Regions from separate parts of the Homo sapiens genome. Here all the other regions are linked to region 2. A link is a contact called in ENCODE Hi-C or POLR2A ChIA-PET data. All regions are on one chromosome and are shown on one strand. The core of a region is the stretch at or near the end of the contact, and the rest is flanking DNA. Distances in the headings are between cores, read along the strand shown. Region 1 overlaps ST3GAL2 (ST3 beta-galactoside alpha-2,3-sialyltransferase 2). Region 2 holds the start of EXOSC6 (exosome component 6). Region 3 holds the start of FCSK (fucose kinase).

The links. Hi-C counts contacts between places; a loop is a spot of excess contacts on that map. ChIA-PET counts read pairs that join two places held with the same protein, here RNA polymerase II (POLR2A). Pooled maps may share reads with other maps.
Region 1: a loop to region 2 is called in a map of CD8-positive, alpha-beta T cell, with 13 times the contacts of the local background. The contact joins the enhancer-like site here to the promoter of EXOSC6 in region 2. A Hi-C loop is called at or near these places in 3 of 168 maps with a recorded cell type or tissue (CD4-positive, alpha-beta memory T cell, CD8-positive, alpha-beta T cell and naive thymus-derived CD4-positive, alpha-beta T cell), 2 of 37 single-sample maps with no recorded cell type and 12 of 50 pooled maps. POLR2A ChIA-PET finds 5 or more read pairs at or near these places in 19 of 52 experiments (A673, AG04450, CD4-positive, alpha-beta T cell and 16 more).
Region 3: a loop to region 2 is called in a map of B cell, with 6 times the contacts of the local background. The contact joins the promoter of FCSK here to the promoter of EXOSC6 in region 2. A Hi-C loop is called at or near these places in 1 of 168 maps with a recorded cell type or tissue (B cell) and 7 of 50 pooled maps. POLR2A ChIA-PET finds 5 or more read pairs at or near these places in 1 of 52 experiments (activated T-cell).

What each region holds. Positions count from the first base shown.
Region 1 is chr16:70,378,646-70,381,497 of GRCh38, forward strand. ST3GAL2 (ST3 beta-galactoside alpha-2,3-sialyltransferase 2) reads right to left here. Exons shown (of 7, transcript NM_006927.4): 7 at 1-2,852. Among named protein-coding and RNA genes, the nearest start is that of DDX19A, 33 kb to the left of the region's middle. RefSeq lists enhancers at 2,617-2,786, 2,817-2,852. Within about 2 kb of position 1,451, at least 39 of the 41 ENCODE cell types and tissues checked have a DNase peak (open chromatin) inside an H3K27ac peak, as active enhancers do; they include A673, CD4-positive, alpha-beta T cell, CD8-positive, alpha-beta T cell and 2 more, where a contact is called at or near this core.
Region 2 is chr16:70,250,633-70,253,422 of GRCh38, forward strand. EXOSC6 (exosome component 6) reads right to left here and starts at 1,308. Exons shown (of 1, transcript NM_058219.3): 1 at 1-1,308. The coding sequence starts at 1,268. The coding sequence ends at 450. AARS1 (alanyl-tRNA synthetase 1) reads right to left here. Exons shown (of 21, transcript NM_001605.3): 20 at 2,636-2,749; 21 at 1,666-2,274. The coding sequence ends at 2,089. RefSeq lists silencers at 515-834, 965-1,054 and enhancers at 1,435-1,484, 1,525-1,714, 2,349-2,790.
Region 3 is chr16:70,453,152-70,455,971 of GRCh38, forward strand. FCSK (fucose kinase) reads left to right here and starts at 1,444. Exons shown (of 24, transcript NM_145059.3): 1 at 1,444-1,479. LOC124903708 (a long non-coding RNA gene) reads right to left here and starts at 1,385. Exons shown (of 2, transcript XR_007065104.1): 1 at 1,167-1,385; 2 at 1-316.

The DNA.
Region 1 (2,852 bases), core at 201-2,700, 130 kb after region 2:
GAGCCGAGATCCCACCACTGCACTCCAGCCTGGGCGAGAGTGAGAATCAGTCTCAAAAAAAAAAAATCGGCCAGGCACACTGGCTCACGCCTGTAATCCCAGCACTTTGGGAGGCCGAGGCGGGCAGATCACCTGAGGTCTGGAGTTCAAGACTAGCCTGACCAACATGGAGAAAACCCGTCTCTACTAAAAATATAAAATTATCCGGGAGTGGTGGTGCATGCCTGTAATCCCAGCTACTCCCTACTCTCCTGAGGCAGAAGAATCGCTTGAACCCAGGAGGTGGAGGTTGGGATGAGCCGACATCGGGCCATTGCACTCCAGCCTGGGTAACAGAACAAGACTCTGTCTCAATAAATAAATAAATTAAATAAATAAAAATGCGGGTTGCCTGTGGCATGGTGGAAATTGGGCTGTGGAGGCAGGGCTGTGCCAGAGGGGAAAACCTGACTTAGATGCACTTCCCTGAGAGGTGGGGACAGCCCAGCCTGTGGCCACCCAAATGTATCGGAGCCTGATGGATACCTGGAGACATCATGTTGACAGAGGCCAAAGTGGTTACAGGACAGCCACTGCGAGGAGCTGCTACCAGGAATCCTCTCCAATGAACTCCTCTCCTGGAGGAAACTCAAGAGGCGACAACGAGCTGATTTTTAACCAAAATGCTTGTACCCGCTCAGATTTCAGTGTCTTGGAGCGCAGAGTCCAGGAATGAGGTGCCTCCTGTATAGGTGGGGGAGGGTATCTGGGAGTCATCTCGCCCCTCCCATATCCCCCAACGTTCTCAGCCATTATCAGTCACAGCTATCCTACCAGACCCGCCTTCTTCCATCATGCCCATTTCAGAACAATGAAGGACTAGACAGTTTTTTGTTCCTTTTAATTCAGAAAGGGAAGGAAATAAAAAAGTGTGTTTAAATTACTATTGCAGAAAATCTGGCTGGATGCTGGGACCTACCTCTTCCAGGATGGGGATTCATGATTTAATTTTTTTGAGACAGGGTCTTGCTCTGTCGCCCAGGCTGGAGTGCAGTGGCACAATCTCGGCTCACTGCAACCTTCGCCTCCTCGGTTCAAGGGATTCTCCTGCCTCAGCCTTCCAAGTAGCTGGGATTACAGGTGCGCACCACTGCGCCTGGCTAATTTTTGTATTTTTTTTTTTTTTTGGTAGAGACGAGGTTTCACCATATTGGCCAGGCTGGTCTCGAACTCCTGACCTTAAGTATTAAGTAATCCGCCCGCCTTGGCCTCCCAAAGTGCTGGGATGACAGGTGTGAGCCACCGTACCTGGCGGGATTCATGATTTAAAGCAAAAGAAAAAAAAGAAATAAATTATTCTGCTCAATACTGTTTGGCATAATTGCATTGCTTTTCATCAACACTCAAAACAGCCTCTTCAGGAAGCACTGAGATGGGAGTGGCAAGACTGGCTGAGGCCTAGCTCTCTAAAACGGTGGGGGAGGGGGGAGCGCCCTGAGAGAGGCATTCTACTAACCCCACCCCAATCACCCCTATTTTTACTCTTTCTACTTTCGGAATTGGAAAGAACGACACTCGAGCTAGGTTCCAATATATTAACTTTCAGGGGCCCACTGCCCATCCCAACCCTCCCCTAACAAAGTCCCCTGCCGGTCCCTGTTCCCTCAGCCAGCTGCAGGAACCTACCAACGGCCAGGAAGCTGCCTGGTGGTGTCAACTAAGAAAAGGGGGAGCATCTGCGCCGTCACTGTTGGGGAGGGGGCTCTATTAGTGGTTTGAGAGCTTCACAGAAGCCTTCCCCCTCCTAAACCTCCCCAGCTTCGAAGGGGGAGAATTCCACCAGCAGCCCCGTCAGGGACCTAAGCTGGGTTCAGCCATGCAAGCAGCTTCCAGGTGGAACCCCGGCCGCGAGCTTCCCAGCCCTTCTAGAGCGGGAGATGGAGAGCAGGGTGGAGGCAGGCGGCTTGCGGCGCGCAAGTCTCCTCTTCCCCGGCCGGCTCCCGGCTGCGAGCTCTGCCAGCTCAGAATTTGCAAAGAATCTGCGGTTTGGCCACCCACGGCAGCTTCAGCTTAACCAAAGAATGAGCCCCAGGCAAAGTTACCCCCAGGCAAGAGGCGATGGGTGGAGGAGGAGGTACATGCAGCGGGCAGCCGGGCCCATAGCCAGCCTCCTTCCGCCGTGCAGCCCCCTCCCCAGGGGCCAGAGCCGGCCGAAGACTGGGGGTAGGGACGGAGTCGGGGGACGGGATTTTTTTCCAGAGCAACAGGTAGGCTGGTGAGGAGGCCTCCGGCCCAGGGAGAGGCGCTGAGAAGGCTGCGGGTGAACGGGAGGGTCGAGGGCACACGTGAGTGACAGCACCTTGCACTGAAGGGGACAGGGCTTCCTCGAGCTCTGCCCTGTCCCCTCCACCTGTCCGGAGTTCGGCCCGGGAGCACCCCACCCCGCAGAGGGCGCCACTCCCGGCTTCCTGGAGACGCAGGAAGCCCTGGGGGCGCAGCCATCCCACAGCGCGGCCGAGGTGGGACTGGGGGTCCCGCAGCGACCGCTTTTCTTTGGTGGGTCTGCACGCACCTATCCGGGCAGGCGGGGAAAGGGGCCGGGCGGCCACCTATCTCCTGAGGCCCGCAAAGACCGCCCGCTCTCCTCCAGGTCTGGCCAGCTACTAAGACGATCCTCCGCCCGAGGCTGACGGAAGTGCTTCGCCGAGGCCCGCGCCATGCTCTCCTCCTCAGAAAGCGTGAAAGAAAACCCTAACCCAAAGCATGAGGGAGTGGGGATTGAGCGGCCGCTGGCCCGCCCCCGAAGGCCATTGATTGGAGGAGACTGGACACAGCGCCGGAAGTTTTCCTTGAGTCACATGATTGGCTGGGAG
Region 2 (2,790 bases), core at 58-2,557:
CACTCCAGCCTGGGCAACAGAACAAGACTCCATCAAAAAAAAAAAAAAAAAAAAAAGAAAGAAAGAAGAAAAGAAAATTAGCCAGGTGTGGTTGCATGCACCTGTAGTCCCAGCACTTTGGGAGGCCAAGGCAGGAGGATCAATCAAGGCTAGGAGTTTGAGACTGCAGAAAGAAACCCTGTCTCTAAAAAAAAGGTCCAGGTAATTTCAGGGTCCAGCTCCACCACAAGCGCAGCTCCAGGGGCTGTTGAGTTTTGCCTTTATCATTCCAAGTAGTCCCTGCTCCAGACCAAGTCCCACCATCTGGCAGTCAGGTCAGTCCAACCACAGTCATATCAGGGCCCTTCCAGGAATTCTCGACGCAAACTGGAGGCCGATGGCGCGGGTCTTTTCGTGGACGGCGGCAGCACGGTCCTCGGCTTGCGTCCGTAGTTGCTCAGGCTTCTGGTTCAGGGCTGGGCGGCGGCGCCCCTGCGGCGGGCGGCCCGCACCAGGCTCTGCTGCAGCACGGGGTAGAGGCGCTGGCAGCCCTCGAGGCCCAGGCGTACGGCCTCCGCCCAGCTCTCTGTCAGGCCGCCCTCGCCGCTGCCCAGCAGCCCGGCCACCTGATTCAGCACAGGCATGAGCGCCACGGTGAGGCCGGCGGCGGCGCGCTCTTCCTCGAGCCGCGTGGGGTCCAGGAGCCAGGTGGGCGCGGGCCCCGGCGCGAGGCTGAGGCCGCAGCCCACCACCAGGTCGTACATCTCCACGCCCGCGTCGGCCAGGGCGAGCGCGGCGGCGGTGAGCGCGGCGGCCAGGGCCGAGCCACCGTCCTCCAGCAGCAGCGCCGACACCTCGAGCTGCGCGCGCGGGTAGCGGCCCAGGCGCACAGCCGGCTCCAGCGCCTCCTGCAGCGCCAGCGCCAGCTCACGCTCCTCGCAGCCGCCCGGGGGAGCGCGGCGCCGGCGGCCCGCGAAGGGTGCGCGGCGGAAGTCGCAGAGCAGGCGACCGCGCAGCGCGGCCGGGGCCTCGCCGCCTGCTCCGGCCGGGCCGCCGCCGCGCTCGCCGCCCTCGGCCTGTCGCGGGCCCGACACGGCACACAGCACCTTGGTGCCTCCCGCCTCCAGGTAGGCCGAGCCCTTGGCCTGGCTCAGCAGCCCGGCGCGCGCGTACACGGGCCGTAGCCGCGTTGGGTCGCGGGTGCCGGGCGCCTCCTCCTCGTCGGCCGCGTACAGCTGCGGCGGCTGCGATTCTTCAGGGCCGCGGATGCGGCGGTGATCCCCAGGCATGGCGGTTCTTGGCGTGCGAACCCCTTCCGCCCAACGCCCTGCCGCATCCACTGGTTCTTCCGTTGTTTAAAGACGCGCGGCTGCGCATGGGCTGTCGAGAGAGCGGCGGGAGGCACTACAGCGCCCCTGGAGGCCCGGAGGGAGAACGGCCCGGTCCCAGTTGTGCAGGGTAGCCGGATCCATCCATCTTGCTGGAAGGGAGGGGGGAGAGCAGCTCCAAGAAAGGCTTCTCTGCTTCCAACTACCTCCACCCCTCATCTACTGAATTATGAACGCCTTGCTCCAAGTCACCCCACCTATTTGGCCTCCACCTCCACAGACGTTTGAGGCAGCCCTAGGGGCTGTTCCCAAAATTTTGGGTTCTGGGGCTGGACTAGGTGAACACCACAGCAGCCAGCAGGAGCCACAGCATTTATTCTACAGACGCCAAAGGCTGTCAAAAGAGCCAGCCCCTATTGGGAAGAGGGATAGAGATCATGCGGCATTAAGTATTGCACGTGGTCCTTTTATTCTCTGCAGCAAAAACGATTCCTACTTGCTGACGCGGAAAGCTCAGGTCTGGAGAGCCGTTATCTATAGATGCGAGCGTGACGATCAACAGCAATGCGGGGTTAGTGGTTCTAGACCGATGGCACTGACGTGGAGGGCTCAGGGCAGAAATTTAAGGGGCACTGAGACATAGGACTGCTCCCAAGTGTGTTCCAGTTACTGCTGGGTTAGGAGGGGCTCTTTAAAGGTCCCAAGATTCAAATGTTCTTGTAGCAGATGAAGAGCTCTTGGCTGGACGGATGGATCCAGTGGGAGCCTCCTCCTTCCCCACTCAGTTCTTTACATCCCCGAGGCGCAGCTGGGCGAAGGAAGTGGCCAGCTGCAGCGCCTCCTGCAGGCAGCCAACGTTCTTGCCTGTGGCCTGTGCAGACACATCCTTGCCACCACCTTTACCGTCCATCAAGCCTGACACCTGCTGCACCCACTCGCTGGCTTTTAAGCCCCGATTGGCTGCATTCTAGAAGACAGGAAGGGAAGGGGGAGTCAGCACAGAAGATGGGATTGAGGGAGGAATGCAGGGAAAGAAAGGATGGAGGAGCCATCACCCACTCCTTGCCCTGGGTGATACTGCTGGAGGCCGAGACAGACTTTACGGCTGGTACAGGGGGCGGCCATGGCCACTGCCAGGACAGGACAGAGTGGCAAAGCCAGGTATCAACCAGATGTCTTCACCAATAAGAAGGCCTGGGTAAGGGGTACTGGCAAAGGTAACCAACCGGTGGGCAGAAAGGCTGTTTCGAATGCAGGCTGTACACACACAGGCCTCAGCCAACAACCTTAAGACCTAACACTTCCCACTGGTGCGAGGTGGTGCTGACCTGGGGAACTTGACACAGGCACGTGATCTTGCCAGCCTCATTGTCCACCGTGAAGAGCATGGCAGAAGTCTGAGGGGAGTGCATCTTGAAGAGCTTCAAGGCTTCATTCAGGGCCTGTGGGGAGGACCTGGCTCAGGCCACGGTGCTGGAGCAGG
Region 3 (2,820 bases), core at 194-2,693, 200 kb after region 2:
GTCAGATATTGGGGAAAGAGGAATTTTTTTTTTTTTTTTAGACAGGGCCTCACTGTGTTGCCCAGGCTGGAGTGCAGTGGTGCAATCTCAGCTCACTGCAACCTCTGCCTCCCGGGTTCAAGCGATTCTCCTTCCTCAGCCTCCCAAGCTGCTGGGACTACAGGTGCGCGCCACCACGCTCAGCTAATTTTTGTATTTTTAGTAGACGGGGTTTCACCATATTGGCCAGGCTGGTCTTCAACTCCCGACCTCATGATCCACCCGCCTCGGCCTCACCAAAGGGCTGGGACTACAGGTGCGAGCCACCGTGCCTGGCCTGAAAGAGGAAATTTTTAAAAGGCATGGGTAGGTAAGAGGCAAATGGCTGCATTCTTCTGAGTCTTTGATAAGCCTTTCACATGTTAGAGGGGGATAGAGGACTAGTCACTTATGCATTCATCTAGCTCAGTGAATATGCATTTTTACATAAGAAAAAATAAACATAGGGCAGAGGAAGCAATGAGATATGCATTTGTCTCAGGTGAGCTGAGAGATGACTTTCAGTGCTGTCAAAGCCCAGCACCTGTGAAGATAAGCTATAAATTTACATTGTCACTGAAATTCCACACAACTGTTTTAGGGTACAGATTTGGGGGCACACAAGGAATTTCCTAGTGGGCAAGTTGTGAGGGCCAGGCCATATCTAGCTTTTTTATCTTTGTAGTTATCTTGTTTAAGAATAAAATGGGAGGTAGGTTTCCCTGATGCAGTTCTCAGCTTGACTTTTCCCTTTGACTTAGTGACTTTGGGGTCCTGAGATTTATTTTCCTTTCACATAGTAACCTAGAGAGAGACACTCAGAGTATTTCCAATTGTCATCTATGACAATCAATGCTGCCATTCACAACTTTCCCAAAAGGTCCGCAGATCCCCTCCCCATTACGGAGTTGGAAAGTTTCTTCCCAAAGGATCCACGTGATGAAACCAGCGCAAACCTTTCCAACTGCAAATCGAATGGCAGCTGCTTCCGCTTGGGCAAAGCGTGATTTTTTTTTTTCCTCCATCAGTGGATTTTTCTCCAGAGGAAAGCGGAAGCTCCTGGTGCCGTCCAGAAGGTGTTAAAAAAAAAAAAAAAAAAAAACCCAAACGAGAAAACAAACAAAAAAGCTACACATTAACCTATTAACCTGGATCCCGGAGTCCCAGAAAACGGGCCTCTGTCTTTAAGGCGCTTCGGTCCTCTGGGAGTTGTAGTTTCGTGGGTCCTGGAGCGGCCCCCTTCCCATCTCCCTTCTGGATTGCAGCCCCGCTGCCCTTCAGGAAAGCGCTGCCCCGGCCACCCACGCTGGCCTATGCGGTGGCTCCGACCGTGTTTTTTGCCGGACGGGGGCTCGGCCTTGGGGGGGCGCGGAGGTGAAACTACACTTCCCGGAGTGCACCGCGAGGGTCGCGCAGCCTCGCGTTAAAGAGCCCGCTCCGCCGAGCGCCGGGCGACGGCAGGTACGTCAGTCCGCGAGGGTCGCCGCAGCGCCCCTTGCGCCCCTTGCGCCCCTTGCGCCCCCTCAGCTTTCCGGTGCACCCTCCCTGACTGGGAGCACCGAGTCGACCCGCGGGCCGCCCGGGTCCTGACAGGGAAGAGTCCCCGGGAGCTCTGCGGTGCCCCGGGAGCCCACAGGTGTTTCTACGCTCCCGCGTCCATTTGGCCTGGGTCTTCCAAGGGGAGCCCCGCGACCCGGCTGGTGCGGCCGGACCTGCTGGCAGCTGGGACCGGGAGGGATGCGGGCCTCAGAGGATCCTCACCCTGAGGCAGGTGGGGCCCTGGATGCCGGCGCTGCTCTGATTTTACTTTGAGGCCGCTTCTCCTCTCTCAGTTTACCCGGCCAGGGCTCAGTATTATGCACAAATCTCAATGATGTGCTCTTGGGTAATTTACAAAACGATTTTACTCCCAAGTAACTTCTTTCGGTCTGTTATTTAGAAGGCAGCAAGTCAGAGTCCTCCGTGAGCCTTTTTTTCCTCTTTAAAGTTCTAAAATGTGCAGTCCCTGACCCACCTGTCTTCAAAAGGTTCATATGAAGAGTTCTTAGTACTTTATTCTATCTCTGGCTCCCCAACCCTATCCCAGTCTTGGACAGCGTGGGGCTGAGGACACTAAAAAATATTTCAACTTGATCTCAGCAGATGAGGCTGTATTGAAAGTGGGTAGAGGCTGGGCGCCAAGGCTCATGCCTGTAATCCCAGCTACTTGGGAGGCTGAGGCGAGGGAATCGCTTGAACTCAGGAGATGGAGGTTGCAGTGAGCCAAGATCACGCCACTGCACTCCACCCTGGGCGACAGAGCGAGACTACGTCTCAAAAACAAAACAAAACAAACCAACAACAACAACAACAAAAGAACCTTAGGGCCTTAGGGCACACTTTCTCAGGACCTCTTGAGATTGTGTAACTCCAGCAAACTATTAATTAAAAAAAAAAAAAAGGCCGGGCGAGGTGGCTCACGCCTGTAATCCCAGCACTGTGGGAGGCGGAAGCAGGTAGATCACCTATGGTCAGGAGTTTGAGACCAGCGTGGCCAACATGGCAAAACCCCCTCTCTACTAATAATACAAAAATTAGCTGGGCGTGGTGGTGCACGTCTGTAATCCCAGCTACTTGGGAGGCTGAGGCAGGAGAATCACTTTAACCTGGGAGGCGGAGATTGCAGTGAGCCGAGATCGCGCCATTGCACTCCAGCCTGACGACAGAGGGAGACTGTCTCAAAAAAAAAAAAAGCCAGGCATGGTGGCTTACACCTGTAATCCCAACACTTAGGAAGGCCAAGGCGGGAGGATTACTTGAGTC